Linked DNA regions of Homo sapiens: regions 1 and 2 are each linked to region 3. A link is a loop called in an ENCODE intact Hi-C map of the cell type or tissue named here. Cell type or tissue: PC-9. All regions are shown on one strand. Region 1 overlaps GRB10 (growth factor receptor bound protein 10). Region 2 has its middle 110 kb from the start of COBL. Region 3 overlaps COBL (cordon-bleu WH2 repeat protein).

The links. Peaks named below come from ENCODE experiments on the same cell type or tissue, not always from the same donor. Only the 100,000 strongest peaks of a DNase experiment are listed, where the experiment ranks them.
Region 1: a loop joins it to region 3, with 3 times the contacts of the local background. A loop is called at or near these places in 15 of 110 quality-filtered maps.
Region 2: it touches region 3 in a loop (18-fold over the local background); 11 of 110 quality-filtered maps call a loop at or near these places.

The regions. Positions count from the first base shown.
Region 1 is chr7:50,611,377-50,619,376 of GRCh38, forward strand. It overlaps GRB10 (growth factor receptor bound protein 10), which reads right to left. Exons shown (of 19, transcript NM_001350814.2): 9 at 7,794-7,909; 10 at 6,695-6,763; 11 at 4,834-4,971; 12 at 3,394-3,504; 13 at 1,365-1,463. Among named protein-coding and RNA genes, the nearest start is that of DDC, 50 kb to the left of the region's middle. In PC-9, a CTCF peak has its summit at 3,604; a DNase peak (open chromatin) is centred at 7,135.
Region 2 is chr7:51,423,871-51,431,870 of GRCh38, forward strand. No RefSeq gene overlaps it. Among named protein-coding and RNA genes, the nearest start is that of COBL, 110 kb to the left of the region's middle. In PC-9, CTCF peaks have their summits at 4,532 (motif pointing left), 4,735, 6,790 (motif pointing right) and 6,990; DNase peaks (open chromatin) are centred at 4,531 and 6,801; H3K27me3 peaks cover 2,557 bases.
Region 3 is chr7:51,156,784-51,164,783 of GRCh38, forward strand. All of the region lies in intron 5 of COBL (cordon-bleu WH2 repeat protein), which reads right to left. Among named protein-coding and RNA genes, the nearest start is that of COBL, 160 kb to the right of the region's middle. RefSeq lists an enhancer at 4,249-4,543. In PC-9, CTCF peaks have their summits at 4,425 (motif pointing left), 4,628, 6,126 (motif pointing right) and 6,335; DNase peaks (open chromatin) are centred at 4,438 and 6,148.

The DNA.
Region 1 (8,000 bases), 550 kb before region 3:
GATGACCCTTACACTGAAAACCGGCTTACACAGGAGTGGTCTATGATCTATGATGTATTAACATGGACATTTCCTCTTCCATTATGAATTTGTAAAGTTTTGATTTCCATAATTCTTTTTTTAATCAGTGAAAACATAAAATAAGGTTCTGGGAGAGAGATACAGGAAGCCAATCTGTGGAACTTTTGGTTTGGGCCCCAGCATCCTATAAAAATGGCACTAGGATGTATCCTTAATGTCTCTGGAATCTGTGGATTACTGGGTGCAAAATGCTACCTGCCAAGTGGATGGGACAACAGGACTACATTCAGAATTGGATCTGCAGCACCTCCAGGAAAGTTTTGAGCTATGCTTCCTTCAGTTCCTCCATCTCCTTAATTGACTTCACCTTGAGTCTCTGGACCAGCTCAAAGGCCACTACAGTTCAACGAAGGCTGGGAGTTTTTGTAAAGAAATCCCTAGACCATTGTATCCATTGGCTCCAGTTGACTAAACGAACATCTCCTATGGAGACCCCTGGACTTTAGCCAAGCTCACCTGGGCCAGCTAACTTACAACTCACAAGGACTCTGTAGACTTAATTCCAGACATGTGGGATATGGTATATGTGCACAGAAACACTGTGGGAAATCCAAAGTGACTACAGTAAACAGCCCTATGAAATCACTCTGGCAACTGGCATGAAATTGCTGTCAAGGGCATTACTCTATATGCAGTACCACGTGATAAATTTCCTTTAGAACTTACAGTCAGGAGGTACTGTCTCTGCTGAGGAGCTTCAGTCAACTGTATAATTCATCATGTTTACTTCATGGCCCTGGCTTTTTGGGAACCTGAGAGTTGGTTCAGTCGTGAAAATAATTAACACCTCATGTACTATTTCCTTTCTCCCTGGTCCTGATTTTTCGAATCCTATTCTTCTAATCTAGTGGTCTCAACCAGGGGCAATTCCCCATCCTCTGGCTTCAGGGCACATTTGGCAACATTTAGAGACATTTTTGGTTGTCTCAACTGGCCGGGCGTGCGACTGGCATCTAGCAGGCAGAGACCAGGTATGCCACACATCTAAGTGGCCTGCAATGCTTGGATGTCCCCCAGACCCCCGACAAAGAATTATTCTACCCAAAATGTCAGTAGTACTGAGTCCGGAAAACCTAGCTCTACCCTGTTTAATATTAGGCCCTCTGTTAAAAGCTCCTGAGATCTTGTTTAGAAAGATGCTTAACTACATTTGATAAATAAAATATTGTGACAGAACAGCGGAAAAGTTACGAGCATTTTCCTGCCAGAATAGACATCAAGTCCAGAGGCCAATTTTCCACGAAGAGATGTGCACTCAACACAAACCGCAAGATGTCACATACCTTGAGGAGTCTGAACGCTGTCATCCAGCACGTCCTGGTTTGCTCGTCCTCTGCACAGAGCAACCTCAGCTCTTTAGTTTCATTCCTGACTTTGTTTGGCTACAGGAGGTAAAAGAAAGTCCTGTTAGTGTTACACAGGGAGTCAGAAACAGCTTCTGTCAAGGCAGGGCTGCATCTGACACAAACCAGAGACAACCAGCTGGAGATCCCCCTAGCAAGGAGCACAGCAGATACACACACACCTGTGTGTTAAGCGTTCATTCATCCACCTTCCTGACAAGACTTTATTAAGTGCCTACCATGGACTGGCCCCAGGTTGTGTACCACTTAGCTGAATAATAAGCCATCCTTTGGGAACTTCAGAGGAGACAGAAAAACAAACTAGCACAGGACAACGTAATGTGGTAAGCACAATAGGACAAAGAGGAAGAGGCATCTAACTCTGTCGACGGACTGGATTCTATGGGAGGAGAACCTGCCTTCTGACTTACAGGAGGAGAGATCTTAAAGTTGCCCCCAGGCCACTGAGAGGAGGGGCTGCTGCAGGGCTTAGCCAAGAGGGGCAACCCCTGAGGAGCTCAGGGATTCTGATGTCTGAGCAGCCCCAAGATCAGACCCCAAGTAGAAGGTCCAGAGAGGGAGACTGATGTTGGCTCTGGAGAATGAGACAGAAGGGGAAGTAGGCACCATGGGGAGAAGACAGGTGCCCCTCCAGAGGCAGGGCCCTTTGGTGAGGGAGGAGAATTGTTGCAGGCATAAACTGACCTGCATCTCCAGAAGAACCCCCGACCTCAGACTCAAGAAACAATGCTGGACACACCCCAGCTCTCCCTCCCAAGAATCTGGAGGGGTTGAGGGACAGGTGTGACTACCCTGCGCTCGGCTGGTGCTATGAGAGAAGCAGAGACTGCGTTTGCAGAGACAGGCAAGCATGGCTGGTGTGGGCTGGTGGGAAGGGAGAGTGCCAGCTGCTGCTCATACCTCCAGCCCCGCCTGAGGCTGCCTTGGGCCTCTAGCTGGTGTGAATTAGACGCCTATTACTTATAACCGAAAGAGTATTCCCTGAGCAAGGTATGAGGTGATATTTTGGAAAGAAATTTTCCCCTAAGGAGGGGCTCCCCGTATTGTGTGTTCTCGGGATGTGGCTTGGGCTATGGCTCATAAGTCAGCCTACAGGGCAAACTCCAAGCACAACTATTCACTGGCTACTGGATGTGGGCAATGTGGCCAACTTCCTATCCCACAAGGGGCTGTGAAGATTAAGATAATGGATGTAAAACTGTCAGTGGAACATATCATGCACAGTAAGCATTCAGTAAATATCATCTACCATTATGATTATTAATACCACCACAACCTCATCAGGGGAAAAGGAGTGGGCTCTGCCTATAGGTGTGTGCACATGTGTATGTGTGTCTATGTACATGTGTGTATAATGTATGTGTATGCACAAAGGTGTATGTCTATACCTGTGTGTATGCACAAAGGTGTATGTCTATACATGTATGTATGCACGTGTGGGTATGTGCATGTAGATGTGTGTGCACACGTGTGTGTGCATGCCAGCACACACATGCATGCAGAGGGTGGGCAGCATTGTGTCTATTCCTGTCTGACCATCCCCACAGCCAGAGGCCCACACAGAAGCCATCAGCTCACTCAGTACCATGCAGGCAACCCAGGTGACAGGCTGGGGGTCCCCTCCCTTGCCCCACCTCCCCTTCCAGCTACTAGTACTGGGCTACAGCCACAGCCCACCCTTTGATGCCAAAAGCCACCCTCCCTAAAACACTGAGCCCACTAGCCACATTATCCATCCCTGTCTGCTTGTCCTTGAGCTTCTGAGCTACTCAAGGACTGATAGCAGCAAGTGTACAATAAATGTTTTTACAGGAATGGATAAATCCAGTGTGAAACTATGTTTCTGTTGAAGACAATAGAAGCAACAATCAAGTGCTGGGCAAGAGAAGAAGTCAGTCTCCTGTGGGCTGCTGAGCATGCGCGCCGTCTGTGGACAGCTCGTGGGTACCTTTATGCAGAGCCCGTGGTCTGTAGGGGCGTTGTACTGCTTCCTGCCAGCGATCAGGGAGAAGATGTTGCTGTCCTCCAGGTCGGCCAGCAGCTGCAGGTGTCTGGGTTCCTGTGACAACACTGGCCAGGTTAAAGTCTCAAGCACAGCAAAGAGCAAATGTGTTCACCTCTGGTAGACAGAGGGCAGTCTCTGCACACTTACAAGCACTTTCCCCGATGACACTATACATATTACATATGATTATTACGCGAGGTGTAATAAGTGCTAAACTAAAACCAAATTCACCCAGTCTCACCCAAAACACCCACTTCCCCAGTTCTCAGACACACAAGGCTGTTGGAACGTATTTGATACTTCTGGCAAATCAAAGCCCCATGACCGGATATTCAAGATAAAAAGCAGGAGAAAATCTATAACCCAAAGGTCAGAGTTAAGAGCACAGGGCCTGTCTGCCTTTGGTTTGTTGTGAGTCCAGAGTCCAACCGTACTTTGGGTTTTCCCACTGGTAGCTTGCTTGTCCCACCCTTCTCCTCCTCAACTCTCCAGCCCAGCTCTGTTTCCTGCTCTACGAAATACCCTCCCAACTTCAGCACACACGAGGACAGTGAGCGGGCCACACAGCAGAGCTGGGAGGTCAGGAAGCTACCATGCCCTGTGTCAGTTCAAAGCCCCTCTCTGCAGACGCCCCTTCTCTCTGGCCCAGGTGTCGGCAGCTGCTGACTTCCCAGAGCCGGCCCCAACACCTTCCCAGAGCCGGTTCCCAGATGCTCAACACCTGTGCTGGGGTCCCGCCAGCTCCCTTTCACCTCTGCTGGCCAGAGCAAAAGAGACCACAGCCCTCAGATGGTAAGTGCTCAGCCAGGTATTGGGTGGACAAGGCTCCTGCCACAGGGTATATGTGGACAGCACAAGAAGAGAGCAGACAAGAGTGTACATGGGAGCAAAGGAGCCTCCGGCCTAAGCTCTCTTTTGAGGGCCTGCAGCTGTTTTCCATCTCCCACCTTCTTCTCACTGGGGATACATGCAAGCCTGCAGTTTATTTCATGAAATATCTATGATACATAAAGTTACACTGGCATTAGGGTGGCAATAGTCTATCAAACATCTTTACAGCTAGCTTAAATCCCAACTTATGAGAACTAGGCCAGTCTCTGAAGTGATGGGGCAGCCAGGGGTGTCTGCTCCCAACCCGCAGTGGGGGTGGGGCTAGGCAGGTGGGGTTCTTAGGCCTGTATTATTTATTACCTAGTTTCTGAGCGAGACCAGGAAACCTGTGACTCCAAGTTCAGCTGCTGCACAATTAGCTTATTAAGAAGTTGTCCTGAGCTTGGAGGAGTCTAAGGTGCATTTAAAAATGAAGCCCAGGTTCACTCTGAGGACCTGGGGGGAGTGACTGTGGCAGAATTAGGGCTGGTGGTGGTAGCTTTTAAAGCTCACCTTTGAAGTTCCCTTGGTGGAGCAATAAAGGCCAGATCTCCGCAAACACACATACAGCTTTTTCCATGATTTCTTTCCCAGCTCTTTCACATGCAAAAACCCTTGAATTTCAGGACAACTACTGGAGTTCAGAAAATTCTGTTGAAGAACAAATTTTTAAAATCACATAATGCTAATCTAAAATAATTAAAGCAGACATGTTATCAGCATAGCTGACATTTTCTGAATTATTAAAAGACTCCTTTTTGGATCAAAATGAGAGTGTTCTCCTTTCCAAAGTCTTAAAATCCCATCTCAATTCGTGTTGCATAGAACATAATTCGTATTTAAACATATGCAAGCAAATGGACCTTTCCAACACTGGTGATAACACGAGTCATGAATTTCCCTATAAGATAGTGCACTGAAGGATCCAGTCTGATATCAGACTGAGGGCAAGAGCAAGTGCCATGACCAAGTGATTGGGACTCTGGAGACTGACAGTGAGTATGTAGTGGCCACTTTTACCCAGGCACCCCTCCAGTCAAGGGTCACATAAAAGGTGTCATGTGTCCGCAAGTGATGCACCCAGGTGCAGGACATCCTGGTGATGTCCCCCTGTTCCAGCTAACTCTTCCCACAGGCAGCCTTAAGAATAAAGGCTTTATCAAAACAAAACAAAACAAGAAACTACGCTTTTCATCAAAGGGAAGACAGGCCAAGGGCCAGGTCATGGAGCGAAGTTGGGGAGGTGATGCTGGCAGGTCCTGCTACTAGACTGGGAGGGGACAAAGCTCTTTTCCCCCAGGTGGGAAAGGCACGTCGGACAGAGCCCTGGTGCACCTGGGTCAGTCCTTCTTGAGTCTCAAGAGATCACTGCACATCTTCACAAAGCGCATGGATCCTCTCAAAGTCAAGGCAATTAAAACAGAATCTGCTATTTCACTGTTCACTGTGTATAGGTGGTAACTTAGTGCTGACACCTCTCGCCAGAACAGACACATGCTATGGTCAGAAGGGCTTCTGAAGACACCACCAGAACAGAGCTCTGAAACTCTTATCTTTTAGATGCTGAAACAAATTTGGTGATAACAACGTAGAAAAAGGGCTTATGAGGAGAATTCTGTAGGAACTACATTTTAGTAGTTTCTCTTACATGTAATGTCACCTGGATCTTGTTGGTGGCCTTAGGAAATGGTTTATTCTCTCACTTTTAACATGTACACAGGCACATTTTTAGGGTGTAGCTGTAACATTCCCATTCCCCACTCCCAGCTTCCCCGGAGGAGTGTGTGTGAGAGCTGGGCACAGAGGCCCTGGTGGCTCCCTCCACTGGAAGAGGAGGTGGGGAGAGACCAGGTTTTCTTAGAACAGACTTTATGAATCAGGACAATTAAAGCAGGTTTCTTTATTTGTAATATATGGCAAGTTACTTTTAAAAGTCTGTTGTGGTAACCCGATCATCTTTTACTATAGACTCTGTGCTTCTGCAGAGATTTCCAAGCAGCTAGGCGGTGGCCTGACCTGGGACCCCTGCTCAGAAAGGAGCTGGGGAGGGAGCCCTGAGACTGGGGTTTCTCCATGCACCCCCTGGCCCACACTCAGCAGTGGCATCACTGGACTCTTCTAAGTCAGAGCAAGGGCATCGTGTAAGTGCCTGTTTGGCTTAGAAGGAACCCAGCTACACACAGATTTTCCAAGGAAACTTTTAATTTCTGGTTACTCTAAACCCTCCCCCCAACCACCCCTCCGGCTTAAGAGCCAAGGTTATAAATGGTGAAAGATGCGATCTCTTTAGGTTTTTTACAATGCTGCCATTCAGTTCCAAGAGGATTTCTATTCAGAAAGTCTATTTCAGCAGAGATCTATTGTGGCCCAGTACCTGCAAAAGCTGGGTTTGACTGCCATTTGACTGCTGGCACCAAGTAACCATCTGTTCTGGGAAGAAATTCTAAGAAAATGGGAAAAAACAAATACGTAAAAGGTTAGCTTCAAAGTGAGGGAAGGTATGTCATATAGATATGTCAATTTTAAAACTATTCCTACCAGTATAATTACATACACCTGTATTTAAAATGGCGGTCCTTTTTATTCTCCTATCACACAGAAGAAACACCTCCTTCAAAAGGTTGTATTTTGTTTCCTGAAATGCTGGGTACTAGTGTGGAATACCAACTATGTTTACTAAGGGATTCATGTCTCACAGCATGCTCCATGGCAAAGAGCGATGCCAGCGTCCCAGCCCAGTGGCACAAGTGCACAGCGTGAGATAAAGAATTCCTGAAACTAAAAGGTAAGCCCAGTCACGAGAAAAGCCTGTTCTGCTGCATTCCCCAAAAACAGTCTTCAAATTTCTTACTTTGGAATAAAAAAGCAGCTACATTATCAGAGTCAGAAATGGCCCTGGGTCTTCTCCCCAGTTGATGCAGCTCTGACCCATGACTCAGGATGACAGCGAGTGCCCCAGGAGCTAGGAGGTGCCCTCCCTATCCTGGCCTCTCACAGGACAAGTGCCTCTCCCAAAGAAAGAAAAGAGAGATCAAGGTGACCAGCTCAAGACACCAACCAATCGCACTGATTTCTCTAGTCATTCTTCCACGTATGATCACAAAATATATTTGCTATTTGCAGAGAATAATGAGTTTTTCTTCTGCTAAGTGTTTGATCAGTTCAACTGAGAACTTTCAAAATAACAGAAAACACCCAGCCTCTCCCAGCTCCTGTCTTAGAGACTAACCCCCTTTACACTGTGTCTATGTGAAGAAGGAGACCTCTACCTTCAGCCAGTCCCACGCACATTTAGTGAAGCATGAGACTGGGTTTCAAGCAAGGACTGCTTCATTAAACTACAACTCTGATTCTCAAACCCATATGCTACACCATGCCTCTCAGTCACTTTCTAATCTGATACTATGAAACCCAAGTATAAACTTCAAGATTTCAAGAGTCCCAAACCCCAAACCTGAAGAGGTAAGACTCACCATGGGATTTTTAAAGAACTCGTATTTTGCGTAATTCTTCCTGAATAGAAATTTACTCTCACTGGCCATGGTACTCTCCACCTGGACCACCAGCTCATGGTCTTCCAAGCACCTCTCTGCAGGGGCAAAGCATCACGTGTGAGACGCAACAGGTGGGAAATTCATGGTAGCTTTACAACCAAATGGAAGATTTGTTCAACTTTCTAT
Region 2 (8,000 bases), 270 kb after region 3:
ACTGTGTAATTTCAGCTTAAAGATGTGTTTGAGGCACTTAATACTACTGTGGTATGACACATGTACAAAATAAGTTTCTAACACAAGTCCTTGCCTGCATGACTCAAAATAATTTTTTTCATTGATTAGAAGCGTTCACCATTCTTAAGTTCATTTAATACATTCTTTTAAGACACACTTACCAGGACTGTTTCTAAGGGTATGAGTTATATGCTTGATTTACAACAGTTTTATTTCAGTAAATAGAAGTGTTCATCACTCAAACTCCATCTAGTAGACTTAAAACACATATCTTAAACACGTGTCTAACTTGGTAAGTTGTGCAAGTAATTCAGAATGTGTGAATTCAGGGAAGGGATATTAACTACTCTTAGCTATTGTAATACATTCTGTTAGGACACATGTATCAAAGATGTTTCTAAGAGTGCTGGTGTGCAGCTTATCTAGAAAAGTTTTATTTATTTATTGACTTATTTTTTTCTTTTTAGCATCAGGTTGGTGAAAATATTTTTTTATTTTAATTGACAGATAAATGCTTATTTTAATTGACATATATTTATTTATTTTTAATTGACAGGTAAAAATATTTATTTATGTTTTAATTTTTCAGTTTTTTTGAGATGGACTCTTGCTCTGTCGCCCAGGCTGGAGTGCAGTAGCGCGATCTCAGCTCACTGCAAGCTCCGCCTCCCGGGTTCACGCCATTCTCCTGCCTCAGCCTCCTGAGTGGCTGGGACTACAGGCGCCCGCCACCACAACCAGCTAATTTTTTTTGTATTTTTAGTAGAGACAGGGTTTCACTGTGTTCGCCAGGATGGTCTCGATCTCCTGACCTTGTGATCCGCCCGCCTCGGCCTCCCAAAGTGCTGGGATTACAGGTGTGAGCCACCATGCCCAGCCAAAAATATTTATTTTTAAATGACAATTTTTAATTGACAGATGACATTGTACATTTTTATTATGTACAATATTGTTTTGGAGTACACATATATTGTGAAATGGGTATATCTAGCTTATGATTATGATTATTATGAATTTTGAGAAAGAGTGTAGCTCTGTTGCCCAGGCTGGAGTGCAATGGCCTGATCTTGGCTCACTGCAACCTCCGCCTCCTGGATTCAAGCAATTCTTGTGCCTCAGCCTCCTGAGTAGCTGGGATTACAGACATGCACCACTATGCCCAGCTAATTTTGGTATTTTTAGTGGAGACGGGTTTCATCACGTTGGCCAGGCTGGTCTCAAACTCCTGACCTCAGGTGATTCGCCTGCCTCAGCCTCCCAAAGTGCTGGGATTACAGGCATGAGCCACTGTGCCCACCCAAATCCAGCTAATTAAATGCATCATCTAACACAGTTATTATTTTTGTGGTAAGAACACATAACACTAGCTCTCTTTACATTTTTTCAAGAATATAATATATTGGCTGGGCAGGGCAACTCATGCCTGTAATCCTTGCACTTTGGGAGGCCAAGGCAGCCAGTGAGGAATGACACATAGAGACATGCCAAGCCTCAGTCCTGTCCCAAGTTCTTGGTGCAGTCACTTGATGTCTACTCCTTTACCCTTTGGGGTAGCTGGAGTGTTGTTTTTTTTTTTCTTTCTTTCTTTTTTTTTTTTTGAATTTATCTTGCAACGGGCTTACAAAACCTCTCTGAATTTACCTGATGTCTCTTTCTGATTTTTTTTCTTTTTTTTTTTTGAGAAAAGGTCTCACTCTGTCACCCAGGCTGGAGTGCAATGGCACAATCTCCACCTCCTGGGTTCAAGCGATTCTCTTGCCTCAGCCTCCCGAGTAGCTGGTATTACAGGCACACACGACCATACCCAGCTAATTTTTTGGCATTTTTTTTTTTGGTAGAGATGGAGTTTCACCGTGTTGGCCAGGCTGGTCTCAAACTCCTGACTTCAGGTGATCTGCCTGCCTTGGCCTCCCACAGTGCTAAGATTACAGGCGGGAGCCACCACACCCTGCCCTCTTCCTGATTTAACAAGAGTTTTGCTCCTGTAATAGCAGGATCATCATATGGAGATGGTTTGGGACTTTGTTGTGTACATGCTGTTTCCTATTCTGTTACGGTTCCAGCATTCTGGGCTCAGCCTGATCCCTGGGCTCTTTTCTGCATCCACGCTCAACGTTGACCCCTTGCCTTCTTTTCAGCAGCATCTGACAGAAATAAAGGGCAAAGTGCCTGATGGCTGCCAGCCTGTCTCCTAAACAACCTCCACCCCGGTGCAGCCGGTTGCTCTCCTTCCCGTTACTTAGGCTCTCCATGCCTGCCTGCTTCCCAGGGCGTGCTGCGAGTTTTGCATGTTACAGTGTGCAAAGTGACAGTATCATCAAAACTACCCACAGGCTTCCTCAGGACAGGTCTAAGTTCTACCAAAGCACTCTCAAGGTGGCCTGACGGAAGGGCAACTGAAGTCACTGGCCACACTGCCCCAGCTGCACGTCCTCACGTGGTCGCTCCGCCAATTCTCACACAGTGAGTTCGCAGTCCGCTCGCTCTGTGCCATTTGGATGGAAGATGCCATTCGTCTCCCCCTGCTTCAGGGCAAGACATGGTATCACCCAGTCAGAGGGAACATTGTCCCCATCATACAAACAGACCTCCACACCCTTTGCTCTGTTCTCTCCAAAGAGCTTCCTCGCCTGAGCTACAGAAGAAACAGCCCATAGGCACCCTGCAAAAGCTGCCACTTTGCTCTTGCAGGAAAGATGGAAGCGTTTCAGAACGCTTTCAGCGCCTTTCAACTGTGTTGTACTCACTGACTACGGACTGAATTTGCATCTTTACTCTTTTACTTTTATGTTCTTATTTATATATCTCACCTTTCACCTTAGTTCAGAAAAGAATTGAGGTGAGGTGTATAAATTAACACATATAGTCATTAGGCGGCACAGTTTCCAAGAACTTATTTTCTAAGATAAAATAAAAATAGGAGTAAAAGTGGGATTAAAAAAAGGAGAGCAAGACAATAGAATTGAATGCTTAGGCCGGGCACAGTAGCTCATGCCTGTAATCCCAGCACTTTGGGAGACCGAGGCAGGTGGATCACCTTAGGTCAGGAGTTCAAGACCAGCCTGGTCAACATGGTGAAACCCCGTCTCTACTAAAAATACAAAAATTAGCCGGGTGTGGTAGTGGGTGCCTGTAGTCCCAGCTACTCGGGAGGCTGAGGCAGGAGAATGGCGTGAAAACAGGAGGTGGAGCTTGCAGTGAGCGGAGATTGCGCCACTGCACTCCAGCCTGGGCAACAAAGCGAGACTCCGTCTCAAAAAAAAAAAAAAAATTGAATGCTTAACAGGGGCTGTTTCTGTGAGTGGGCCACAAATGCTTGGTTCTCGTCTTCCAGAAAATATCTGTTTTTTTTTTTTTGTTTGGTGCAAAAAGGGAAGCAATCAGCTATAGGATTCCAGGAATTACAAAATGAAAACTGTGGCTGATTCTGACCCTGAGACCTGGGAGGATGCCTTCTCTGGGCCCTCGTGAGAGGATGCTGTGCAAACTCATGGATGCCTTCTGCCTCTGTGCATGTATTCATTACAGATTTATTGATTTACAGTCTTTTTTTCCTTATCTGAAAATAATAGAATGAGAATAATAAGGCAAGAGGGTTTTCTTTCCTCTGGGTTCTGCATAATCCTCTGTATCTTCTTTTAAACGCTTTGTTCTTCAGGTTGAGTATTCTTTTTACACTTCTGCTAATATTGTCCACATTCAAGTCTAGACAGCAAATGCATTGACTTTTGATCAGATTTTCAGAATTTATGCTGTATAAGCAAGACGTTCTTTTATTTTTAATAAATGTGGGTATTTTCTCATATATTATTTCAGGAAAATATGGTGTAAAGTGAACACAATGGAACCAAAGAGATAAAATATGCATCTAAGAATGTGAATATTCAATTTGGATCTGTGCGCATTCTAATCTTTAGTTAAGTGGATTCTTTAAGAATGTTGCCATTTCTGAAACATCAGTTCCATCCTCTCTCCCATTTCCTTTGGGTTAACTCACCCCAGGCATCATGAACTATATGGACAATTACCACCTGGAATGGGGCTATGCTGTTCACAGCAGGTTACAGAAAACAGATAATGAATAATTTAAGTAATTCATTATTTAAAGATTATTAGTACATATCATTTGGAATAATTTTCTTTTACTTTTCATTACTTAAGCTCATTATTTTTTAGCTTTCAGAGTTAAGCAGGTCCAGTACAATGTTTACTAAGGGTGAAAAATCACTTCAGTTCTCAATATGTTTACCTACTCAAATAAAAAGCATACTAATCTTTTTTAAAGTCATGTCTGATTAACAGCATCCTTATGAAGATCCACAGCCTGGGGGCAGCCATCAGCCACTGATGCACACAAGTCCACCAGAACTTCTTCACCCCCTCAGACTTTCCATCCTGGTGTTTTGGAAAAGATATTTTTGTTGAACAAGTGATTATTTCTGAGCAAAACACTTTTGAAAACATAACCATGATATTTTCCATGTTGAAGCTGCTTTTCCAGGATTTCTGTGGGTCAGCAGTGACACCCAGTGGCTAGAGACACTTGCAGGCTACAGAAATGTCTCCTGTATCCCATGGTAGTGAAGGAAATTGTAGGAAGAAGCATCTTTGGGGCCCAGGTGTTGGAAACTACTCCATGGGGAGGAAGGTGTAAATGCAGGATGGACAGAAATGGGTGGAGGCAGCATCCGGACGTTCTGACCTGATGCCACCACTCCATTGGCCTACACCAGGGTGATCCAGGAAACAAAAGATCTTTCTGGTACCACATGGTATCAGAGGGGAGAGAGGTACCAGTGCTACGACAGGGCCTATCGCAGTGACAACTACCCCAGCTGGATCCAGAGAGCGTGGGCCCATTGAATGATGCTTGTGAAGTAGAGGACAAATCAGACATGAGACAGATCACCGAGGCACCCTTTCCTTTTGCGGATGCAAGCAAGGCAAAGTCACTTTGCATGATGCACACGCAATTTCAGCCAACAATTTTGTAACTTGAACAGAAACGTGGGTCACTTACCTCTTAGGCCATTATTTTTGATGTCATCATTTTATAACATCAAAACACATGGTGATACATTTTGACAGACTGCATAGCAGTGTCTGGAAAGCAGTAAGAATATGCTTCTGGTCTCTATAGGATTTAAAACTAATATTAAATTTCTTAACATTGAGAATTAGTGCAGTTCCATATATTGAAACAAGTTGGAGATAAAATCAAGTGCCAGGGGCGACTTGTTCCTATACTGAAATGAGGTGGAGGCTGCGGATACGGGGCAAATCTAGGGATGTTCTGGAAGTTCTCAAATGCTAGTGCCTTGTTCAATGATAAGCTGTTCTTTCTGAAGGCAAACTGTACTCCTGACTCAGCATCAGCAACTTAAGGCTGATTTTTTCAATTGGTAGGACAAATTTGCCCCACCACCCTCTCCTTAATTCTCAAAAGATGCTTTGTTTTTTAATTTGTAAAAAGCAAGGCATTTACAGAGAGACCATTAAACTTGGACCTAGATAATATGGGTGTGAATGTGAATTCTACTGCCTATTAACTGTATAAGCTCAATCTACTTCCTTAAATATTCTGAAACTCTGCCAGGCGCGGTGGCTCACACCTGTAATCCCAGCACTTTGGGAGACTGAGGCAGGTGGATCACCTGAGGTCAGGAGTTCGAGACCAGCCTGCCCAACATGGAGAAACCCCATCTCTACTAAAAATACAAAAAAATTAGCCAGTCGTGGTGGCGGGCGCCTGTAATCCCAGCTAGTCAGGAGGCTGAGGCAGGAGAATCGCTTGAACCCAGGAGGCAGAGATTGCAGTGAGCCAAGATCACGCCACTGCACTCCGGCTTGGGCAACAAGAGTGAAACTCCATCTCAAAAACAGAAAAAAATTCTGAAACTCATTTCCTAATATATTTTAAAACAATATTGCTATTTATCTCAGAGAGTGATTATAAAACTAATGATATAAGCTAGTTCTAAGTGCCCATCATTTGATAAGAAATTATTTGTTTCCTCATATTTTATTATGAAACTGTTCAAACATGTAGAAAAGTATAAAGCATTTCCCAGTGAACTTTCATATATTCCCCATCTCAATTGTACAATTAAGGTTTCACTATACTTTATTAATTACCCCCCCATCTATCATTCCTCCACCGCTTCATCAACCCATCCGATTATTTTTGATGCATTTCAAAGATACAAACACCAATTTATTTCCACATGTCATTAACTTGACTTCAGTGTTTGTTTATGGTTTTTTTTTTTTTTTTAATTTGGGGGATAATGTTCACATACAATGAAGTGCACAAATCTTAAGTAAGCCATTAAATAAGTGGATTTCAATAAATGCTCACACCCTGCTACCCAAGCCTGGTTATGATAAAGACATTACTGTCACCCCAAGAAAACTCTCTCAGGATCCCTTCAGATAAATTCCTGACCCTCACCCAAGATGCAACTACTGCTCTGATTCTTTTTATTGTACATTTGTTTTGTTCCTATCTAAAGCTGATCCAAAGGGAGCCAGAAACTACATGACTGGAGACCTCACCTCAAGGAAATTCTCATATATTAACCAACAAGTCAATCCCCAAATAGGCGCCGTCTTCATTGTTGGTGGCATCTTGGTTTCTAGGAAGAATTGTATCTGTAAGCTGACAAATGTATTTGCATGCGCAATCCAAGCTCCCCTCAAGACGCAGAATGTTACCACTAACTCCAGAATTATTTTTGCATCGACAAAGAAATGTTCTACCAGCAGGTGGCAGTAGTAACCCATCGCATCGCTGGGAGCCCTTTACTGGGATCCACCAGCTTTACGATTACATAATAGATGGTCCCCAGTTTAGGACGGTTGGACTTAAGATTTTTTTACTTCAGGATGGTACAAAAACATAAACATTCTGTACGCCTCTTAACTTAGAATGGGGTTCAGGTAAACCCATCGTAAGTTGAAAATATTGTAAGTCCAAAAATATACTTTCAATTTGCAATATTTTCAGTGAAAATGAATTTATCTAGACGTAACCCCAGGGTAAGTCGACAAGCATCTGTATTAATTTTGGATTCCATATTCACAAAAGCACACTTTTTTTTAACAAAGATTCAAACAACCAAGAGTGCTGATTTTTAGGGATATAATTTCTCAACAGGTAAATGAGTTGGATACTAGAGAAATGCACCAAGGAGGCTGATTGATGCATGAGAGCTTCCAGGTGTGTTTGGTCAGCTGCAGCTGGGGGAGCAGAACACACTGTGGGTGACACACATCTGAGGGCTAACAACAGCTGCCAATTACAGAATCAACTCCTGAATACTGGCAATATTTAGCATGGCTGAAAGACAAGACCTTCCCTGAAACTTCACAAAGTAACCGTGAGATGGTGGTTCACTCACTACCTGTCCATCCTGTCTCTCTGATTTGAGTGCACACAGGATGCCAAGAGGGCGCAACACTTGCATGTAGACTGGGGAGGCAACAGTGACAGGATCTACATAGAAACATTGAGGAATCATTCAGAGCAGCCAGGGAGAAGCTGGGGGATGGGGGCGGTTCTAAGGGCCAACTCACTACATATATATATATATATATTTGAGATGGAGTCTCGCTCTGTCACCAGGATGGAGTGCAGTGGTGCAATCTCGACTCACTGCCACCTCCGCCTCCCAGGTTCAAGCAATTCTCCTGCCTCAGCCTCCCAAGTAGCTGGGACTACAGGTGCACGCCACCATGCTCAGCTAATTTTTGTATTTTTAGTAGAGATGGGATTTCACCATGTTGGCCAGGATGGTCTCAATCTCTTGACCTCGTGATCACTCATATTTTTTAATAAAGTGTGTAACGTCCTGGGAGCCGAGAAACGGTCATGTCAGTAACCCCCGGCATAACTGCAGAGGAGAGAACTAGAAGAACAAGAACAAAAACTGCAGGAGGCAAAGAGCTAGAAGCACCGCTTGAAAAGGCTTCCAGGGCTG
Region 3 (8,000 bases):
ACTGCTGAAGAATGGGAACTTTCATTTCTTAACCCTTCTCCTTCCTCTCCCCCTTAAACTGTTCTGTACTTAAAATAGAAACACAGGTGCCCCTAAGCTGGATTCCCCTCTCAGAGAGGGAGCCACACAGCTGCATCCGCAGCTTAGCTGAGGCTTTGCCTTCTCTGTACAGACCTTCCTTCGCCCTTCTCACAAGGAGAACCGAGCCCTCTGACTCTACCTCCTCGCCAGGGCCTCAGGCTTGATTCTCCTATTGCCTCATCTGCCCCAATACCTCAAATCAGAGTTTTAACAAGGCCAGGGCTAGCCAGACACGGTGGCTCACGCCTGTAATCCTAGCGCTTTGAAAGGCCGAGGCAGGCGGATCACTTAAGGTCAGGAGTTCAAAACCAGCCTGGCCAACATGGTGAAACCCCATCTCTACTAAAAATACAAAAAAATTAGCCAGGCGTGGTGGTGTGGGCCTGTAATCCCAGCTACCTGGGAGGCTGAGGCAGGAGAACTGCTTAAACCCAGGAGGCAGAGGTTGCAGTGAGTCAAGATCATGCCACTGCACTCCAGCCTGGGCAACACAGCAAGACTCCGCCTCAAAAAAAATAAACAAGGCCCCTGGCAATGCCAGAGAATTTGGAGTTTCAGTAGCACCGGCAAGGGGTTCCTTGGTGTCTTCTGAGGGCAGGGGGTTGGCCTGGCTCCTCTGTGTGTCTCCAGTGCCCCCTGGTCTGCTGATGGGACAGACTCAAAGTGTGCCCAGGGCAAGTGGTTGGAGAGGCGAGTGTCTATGTGGGGAGGGATTTTAGTGGAGGCACTCTGCTCTCTTCTCCCTTTTCTTTTCTCCTTCTTTCTTTCCTTATTTTTTCCCCCTCAATATTCATTGTTCTTATTCTCTAAGTCAAAATTCAGACTTTGGAAAATAAATAATCACTTCAGGAAGTCTATTTATTGTACTATATGGTGACTATAACTACTAAGAATGTATTATATACTTGAAAATTACTAAAACGGTAGACTTTAAATGTTACCACAAAAATATAAGTATGTGAGGTCATGGATATGGTAATTAGCTTGATTTAGCTGTTGCACAATGCACTGATATATAATTTTTATTTGTCAATTGAAATAAACAAAATACAGACAATCATCACACACATTGTTAAAACATACAAAATATGCTCTGTGTTGTTAATGGACAGACAGCCTTTCACTATACTTCTTAAAATATAAAACTTTTAAAAGGGTTGCTGCCCCTGGGGAAGGAAGAAGAGAGCCAGTTGTTGTGTTAGAGAGGCAGTGTCATCTGTGTCTGCTGTGTTTCTTAGTCGTTAACAAAAAGACAATGCAGCAAATGTAGCTAAACACACATTAACATTTGTTAATGGTGGATGATTGATATGGGACTGTTTATTTATTATTCTTTTTATTTTACTATTTCTATGTATTTTCTATTTGTTTATTTTATTTATTTTACTCTGTAATCTACTATGAATTGGTACCATGCAAAATTTCAAAAAGGAGAAGAGACCCTCAAGGTGCAGTTTATGTTGAAAGAATGGAGAAGAATGGACCCAAACCTACCGGATGGCGGAAGGGCAGGGTCGGGGAGGAGCCTCCTCACTCACACGCGTCCACAGCCTGTAACCATCGCTCAACAGGAAGAAAAGGGAAGGACTATAGGTCCGCCTGGGACATATTTAAGATGCAGAAATCAAGAAAATGTGACAACCCTGGAAGAGGAAGCAAAGGTGGTGCTAGCTGAGGAGACAACAAGGGAGCAGTGGGGATTTAAGAAGATCCCAGTCTCCAGGGTAGAGGACGCATCCCTAGGGGCCCAGACCCTGGGGCAGGTGCCACTAGGAACAGAGCACGGTGGGAGGCTGGGAAAGTGTCCGCCCCTGCCCTTTTCCAGGGAGGAGCTGGAAAAGAATGCAGGCAAAAGTCGGGGAGGAAACACTCATTCCTAATGAAATGAAATCTGTAACATCAAATAAAAACAGGAGATGAGCGCGATGCTGGGACAAGCACACTGGCCTGAGCCAGGGGTGTCCATAGGGCGGGGGACAGGGAAAGCGAGGCACGGGGTGGGAGACAGGGAAGGCGTGGGGGACAGGGAAGGCACAGCGCCGGGGACAGGGAAGGCACAGCGCGGGGGTGCAGGGGCTGTGTGGGCAGGGAGGCGAGCTGAGAAACAGCAGCCCCAAGGGCCGACCCTGGGACTGCCAGTGTGTGGGACACCCTGTCTATAGTCCACTTCCTTTTTTTAAGAACCTGGATCAAGACACACGAAGAGCTGGCCAGGAGCTTGGAGGAGGGCAGCGGGGGCGGCGTTGCAGGCTCTCTGCAGCCCCCGGCCGCGCGCACCTGGCGGCCGCGCGCGCTGCGCTCTGGATGCCGCGTGAAACCGCAGGGCGCAAAGCAGGGAGGTGGGGAGGAGGCTTTGGAGACCACAGGTGCTGGGAAGTGGAGCCGCCAGGAGGCCTGGGCCAGGTGACAAGGCCAGGCTGTGTGAAGTGGTGAGATCCTAGATGTATCTTGAAGGCGACAGACGCTATGAGGGTTGCAGGTGGAGTGGGAGAGCAAAGGGGGCAAAGAGGACCCCAGGGTTCTGGCCCGAGGCACTGTGATGGCGGAGATGTCATCTCCTAGACAGGAAAGGATACCGAGGGACAGAGAGCTCTGCTTCTCACCTTCTCTGGTCTCTGAAGCAACTTAAATCCATGTGCAGGCAAGTGAGATTCTTGTTTTATACTTGTCTGACAAAGAGCAGGGGAAGGCCAGAAAGGAAACATAGACAGTGGAAATAATAGTCATGTTTTAGGGGAACATACGGAAAACCAGTATTTGAAAGGGACGTTTTCTACCTCAGTATCCTTACAAACATCACATTTTCAGCCAAGTGGTGAAAAATCTACATTTATTTTTTTCCCTCCGAGAACTGGTACTGGCATTAGGCCCTGTTTATCAACTCTTCAGGATCTATGTGTATACTACTCCCATTGTAAGAATCGAACACTCTGGGAAAAAAATTCATCAAAGCTTTAAAACCAAAACCCTCCTCTGATGGGTTCCAGGTTTGCATTAGAGATCATATGATAAGAATATTTTTAAAACTATTTTTTTGTTGTTGTTTTGAGACAGTTTCACTATTGTTGCCCAGGCTGGAGTGCAATGGCACGATCTCAGCTCACTACAACCTCCGCCTCCCGAGTTCAAGTGATTCTCCTGCCTCAGCCTCCTGAGTAGCTGGGACTACAGACACCTGCCACCACGTCCAGCTAATTTTGTATTTTTAGTACAGATGGGGTTTTGCCATATTGGTCAGGCTGGTCTCAAACTCCTGACCTCAGGTGATCCACCCACCTCGGCCTCCCAAAGTGCTGGGATTACAGGCATGAGCCACCATGTCTGGCCTATTTTTAATGGTCAAATAGGTATGGAAAGAACCTTAGAATGATTTTTCTAGATTACACATTAAGGTCTATTTACTTTCCAATAGTTGATAGGAGTTTTATATACACAAGGCTCTGAATCAGAAATGGAGAGTTGAGTGGCCATAATAACATATTGTTATTTGTTGTTGATGACACAGTCATCAAGGGAAACAATGCAGTAATGCCATAAAGTTGTCATATCCTTTGATTCACGAATACATTTGCAGGTGTCTTTCATAAAGAAAACCTCCCAAATGAAAAAAGGCTTTTGGGATAAAGTGACTTTCACATTACTTATACCAGAATAAAAGAAGCAATGAGCAACAGGGCCGAGCCAACCTTCATCGAGTGCTAGCTGTGAGCTCCTTCCTGTGCTTGGCACTCATTTAATCCTCATAAGAATGCTGGGTGCTGGTGATTATGAGCTCACGGTACACACGGGAAGACAAGGCTCTAAGAGGTCACAAACTGTATGTGAATAATTCAGAATCCAAATTCAAGCAAACAAAAACAAAAGCCACGCTTTTCCCTTTACACAGAAGATCATACAACCTTTAAAAGAACTATGCAGATACTGAGAAAGGCTCAGGAGAACAAGGAACAAGAAACTCTGTTAGACTTGTAGGCACTGGACATGATTCTCCTACTCTACTCTTAAAACCTGCCATATGCAATTTATTTTGTTTTGAATATAAAGCTTTTTTTTTTTTGAGATGGAGTCTCACTCTGTCGCCCAGGCTGGAGTGCAGTGGCGCAATCGAGGCTCACTGCAACCTCTGCCTTATAAAGCATTTTCTAAAGGTACAAGCTAAATTTTAAAAATATCTCTACACAACTGATGTATAACAAAAATTAGTTCTACCTCATAAACACGTGGCTCAGCCCTCGGAACACATTTTCCTGTTCTCAACTGATGAACACTCCAAAAACAGAACAGATTTGAGCTTTTCCAGGCCCAGAAAAGCTCGCGAGGGGATTTGCTGTGTGTGTGACAACACTGCCACCCTGTGGCAGCACAGCTCCACACATGCTTTGGGCCGCATTTGCAAGTTCTCTGTAATCCCCCTGGAGACCCGGATCAGCTGGGTGGAAATGCAGGCTCTCTGTAAGCATAGGACTCAGGGCAGCTGAAATTATGGAGTTTCCTTTAAAATGTAGCTTTTAATAACTTTTTCTGAAAATTTTATTTTACTGGTGGGCTTCCCTGTAAATGCCTGCCTCCAATACTGCAGAGGCTTCCATCAGAAACAACGCCACTCAACACGAATTCTGGAAACTTTTTTAGGGCTTTTGCTATGGAAATCACTTCAAATGTAAGCTCCGTCCATCTGTGAAACACTATAATGACACTATTTCTGTCACTGCCTGAACAGGGCAAATGGACAAAATGTCTCCAGACAGGTTTATTTTGTTGTTTGCTTGTTTTATAAGGCAGTGATTTTTAACTCTTTTACCAGAAGAACTTTAACTTTATGGTATCAAGAAATGCAGAGATATCTGATGAAGCATGTAGTAATACCTTTAGATTGGTCAAATTTATAGAATTTGGATTTTTTAAAAAACCAAGAAACCAAGAAGCAGGGCCCATAAAAGGCCAGTTACTTTCAAAAGTTCATTCTTCAGAGAAAGGCCTGCTAATGACTGGTCTGTTGTCCTGGTGAATAACAGAACCAGGATTAGAACCCACGTCACTTTACTCCTACATCAGAACATTTGCACTTTATCAGACTGATATAATAATTTCTTTTCCATTTTTGTGTGCTGAATTGCAAATTAACTCAGGTACCTTGTCTCATCCGTTAGCACAGTTTATCACTGCTGTTTGTGTGACTTAGGAAACAGAGACCCGAGAGCTAACTCACACCTTATCATTAACCGGCATCCACAACTGACTATGTGACCTCCCCGTGTCTTGGAGTCCAGATGTGTGGGATGACGTTAACTGCAGTGTAATCTGTTCCATGCTTTCACAGCTACACAGGCTGAGTTTGAGGAAAATCAATACTGACCATGTCCCCACTAAGCCAGAGTCCCCCGCAGGTGTCCAGTGCAGCCCAGTTTACAGCCTGAGGCACACTTTCTTTCACAGATACAGAAAGGAGTGTTTTCTGGAAAATGTAAAATTCCAGGAAAACTACTTAAAGTTAGTTGAAAGATGAGAATATTTGCTATGATTCAAGCGCCCTTTGATTAAGACAGTGAAGATATATCTTGGAACAGAGTAAACTTCAGTTTCTAAGAAATTCACTAACTTTTCCAGAGAAGATCAAATTTCTTTGACCATCTACATTAGGATTTTTTTAATGCAAATCTATTCTCATAGAGTCTTCAAGTTACAGACATAATAAACCACTTACATTTTCTCAAGAAAAAATAATACATAATAGTATCTGCAAACTTTCTGGAGGGCTCCGGTCAGGTTTACTCACCATTTCAGAACATTTCCTATGAGTGTCAGATGAGCTATATAATTTCTAATCGCTACAATGAACCTACAAAGTGGGCAGTTTAGCAGATGAGGAAAGTGAAGATAGGTTCTGCATGCTGGGCCAGAATTGAAAGCTCGGCTTTAACACCCCAATGATGTAGGCTTGCCCTCGGCCTCCGCCAGGCTAAGCCTCTGTGCTCATCAGAGATTCACTATGACTTGAAGCTGAAGCTGTTACCCTGTTTGCACAAAGACATAGAAACAGCCAGCAGGGGGAGCACCAATAAAGCCAATACTCACTGCAATGTTTCCTGTAAAGCAAGAAGTGCTAAGCTAAGCGCTAAGCTAAGGAAGGAAGGAATTCACAAGGAGATGGATCAGTGTTACATTTTATCACCGGATATACACAAAAGGAGTGCCTCTCACAGCCCAGACAGTGAACTAAGGGAAGGAAGAGCTGCAAAATCCCTTAAAATAGAGGACATTCAAAGCAGCAAAAGGATGATGTGACTCATGCCTCCGTTTGATCCCCTCTTCTGGTAAGATTAAGCAAGCACTGGCATCAAAATGTGCAGACTAGGATCAATGGCGTGGAAAAAATATGTAAAAACAACGGCAGAGTGCTCTTCAGAAATATTACGTCACTAACATCCTTAATTGAAGAGAGCATCATAGCCAACATAAGTAGATATCAATAAATCTGATCAACCAATTCACCTCTGGCATTTGGATATTTTCTGTGTCTATATAAGGAAGATCAAATAAGCCCACACAACTAAGCACAGTGCCTAGAACAGACAGGACTGAAGCAGCAGGCATGGTCATCACTGGGAGCCATTATTATTTTAAGTGCTGTACTGCCCTAGGGCTTGAAACCCAGTATATTCTTATTTATGAGTTAATATTAATCTATCACATTGAAGCCTTATTACTTTGATTCATAGGAAAAGTCACCCTTGATTTTTAAAAGTGGAAAAAATATATCCCAGAAAACACCTCATATCAATAATATAACAAACTTCTTCCTTCTTTCACAGATTCATAGTATTCAATCATGTAGCTATACCACATCTTCATGTACCATAGCTTCATCTACCAATCCCCTCCTGATGGGCATGAACATTGCTTTCATCTCCTGTTGTTACAAATAATGCCACAATAAACAGCCTTACACATGAATCATTTTAGATTTTTGCCAGTGAGTCTTCAGGGTAGATTTCTAAAACTAGGATTTCTGTGTCAAAAACTAAATGTATGTGTAATTTGGCTAGATACTGCCAAATTCACCACCATAAAGCTAGCACTTTGCATTTTGCTCAGCAATGCATTTAAGGGCCCCACAGTTTAATGAAAAAGGTGTAGTAACAAACTTTTGGGCTTTTGCCAATCCCATAGGTGATGAACAGTGTTCACTGTAGTTCATTTACATTTCTCATTATGAGTAAGAGTTTTATCTCTTTCCTTTATTTATTTTCATTTTCTCTTTTTTGTCATTCAAGAGGGTTTTTTGTTTGTTTTCCCTAAAATCAAATTTATTAATATTTTCTCTGAGGTCAAATTTATCAATGTATTGAAAAGGATAATATCAGAGAACATCTTAAACCTAGAGAAAGTTACCGATATCCAAAGAAGGTAATAGAATACCAAGTAGATTTAACCCAAATACTACTGCAAGGCAGTTACTAATGAAACTCCCAAAAGTCAAGGATAAAGAAAGGATCCTAAAAGCAGGAAGAGAAAAGGAATAATATACAATGAAGCTACAATATGTCTGGCAGCAGACTTTTCAAGGGAAAACCTTACAGGCCAGGAGAGAGTGACATAACATATTTAAAGTTCTGAATGAAAAAATACTTTTACCCTAGAATAGTATATTCGGCGAAAATATCCTTCGGACATAAAGGAGAAATAAAGACTTCCCTCAAACAAAAGCTGGGGAATTTCTCAAATCTGACCTACAAGAAATGCTAAAGGGAATACTTTAATCAGAAAAAAACAGACATTAATGAGCAATAAGTAATTACTTGAAGGTACAAAACTCACGGGTAATAGTAAGAACACAGAAAAACACAGAATATGATAACACTGTAACTATGGTGTATAAACTACTCTTATCCTAAGTAGAAAGACTAAACAATGAATCA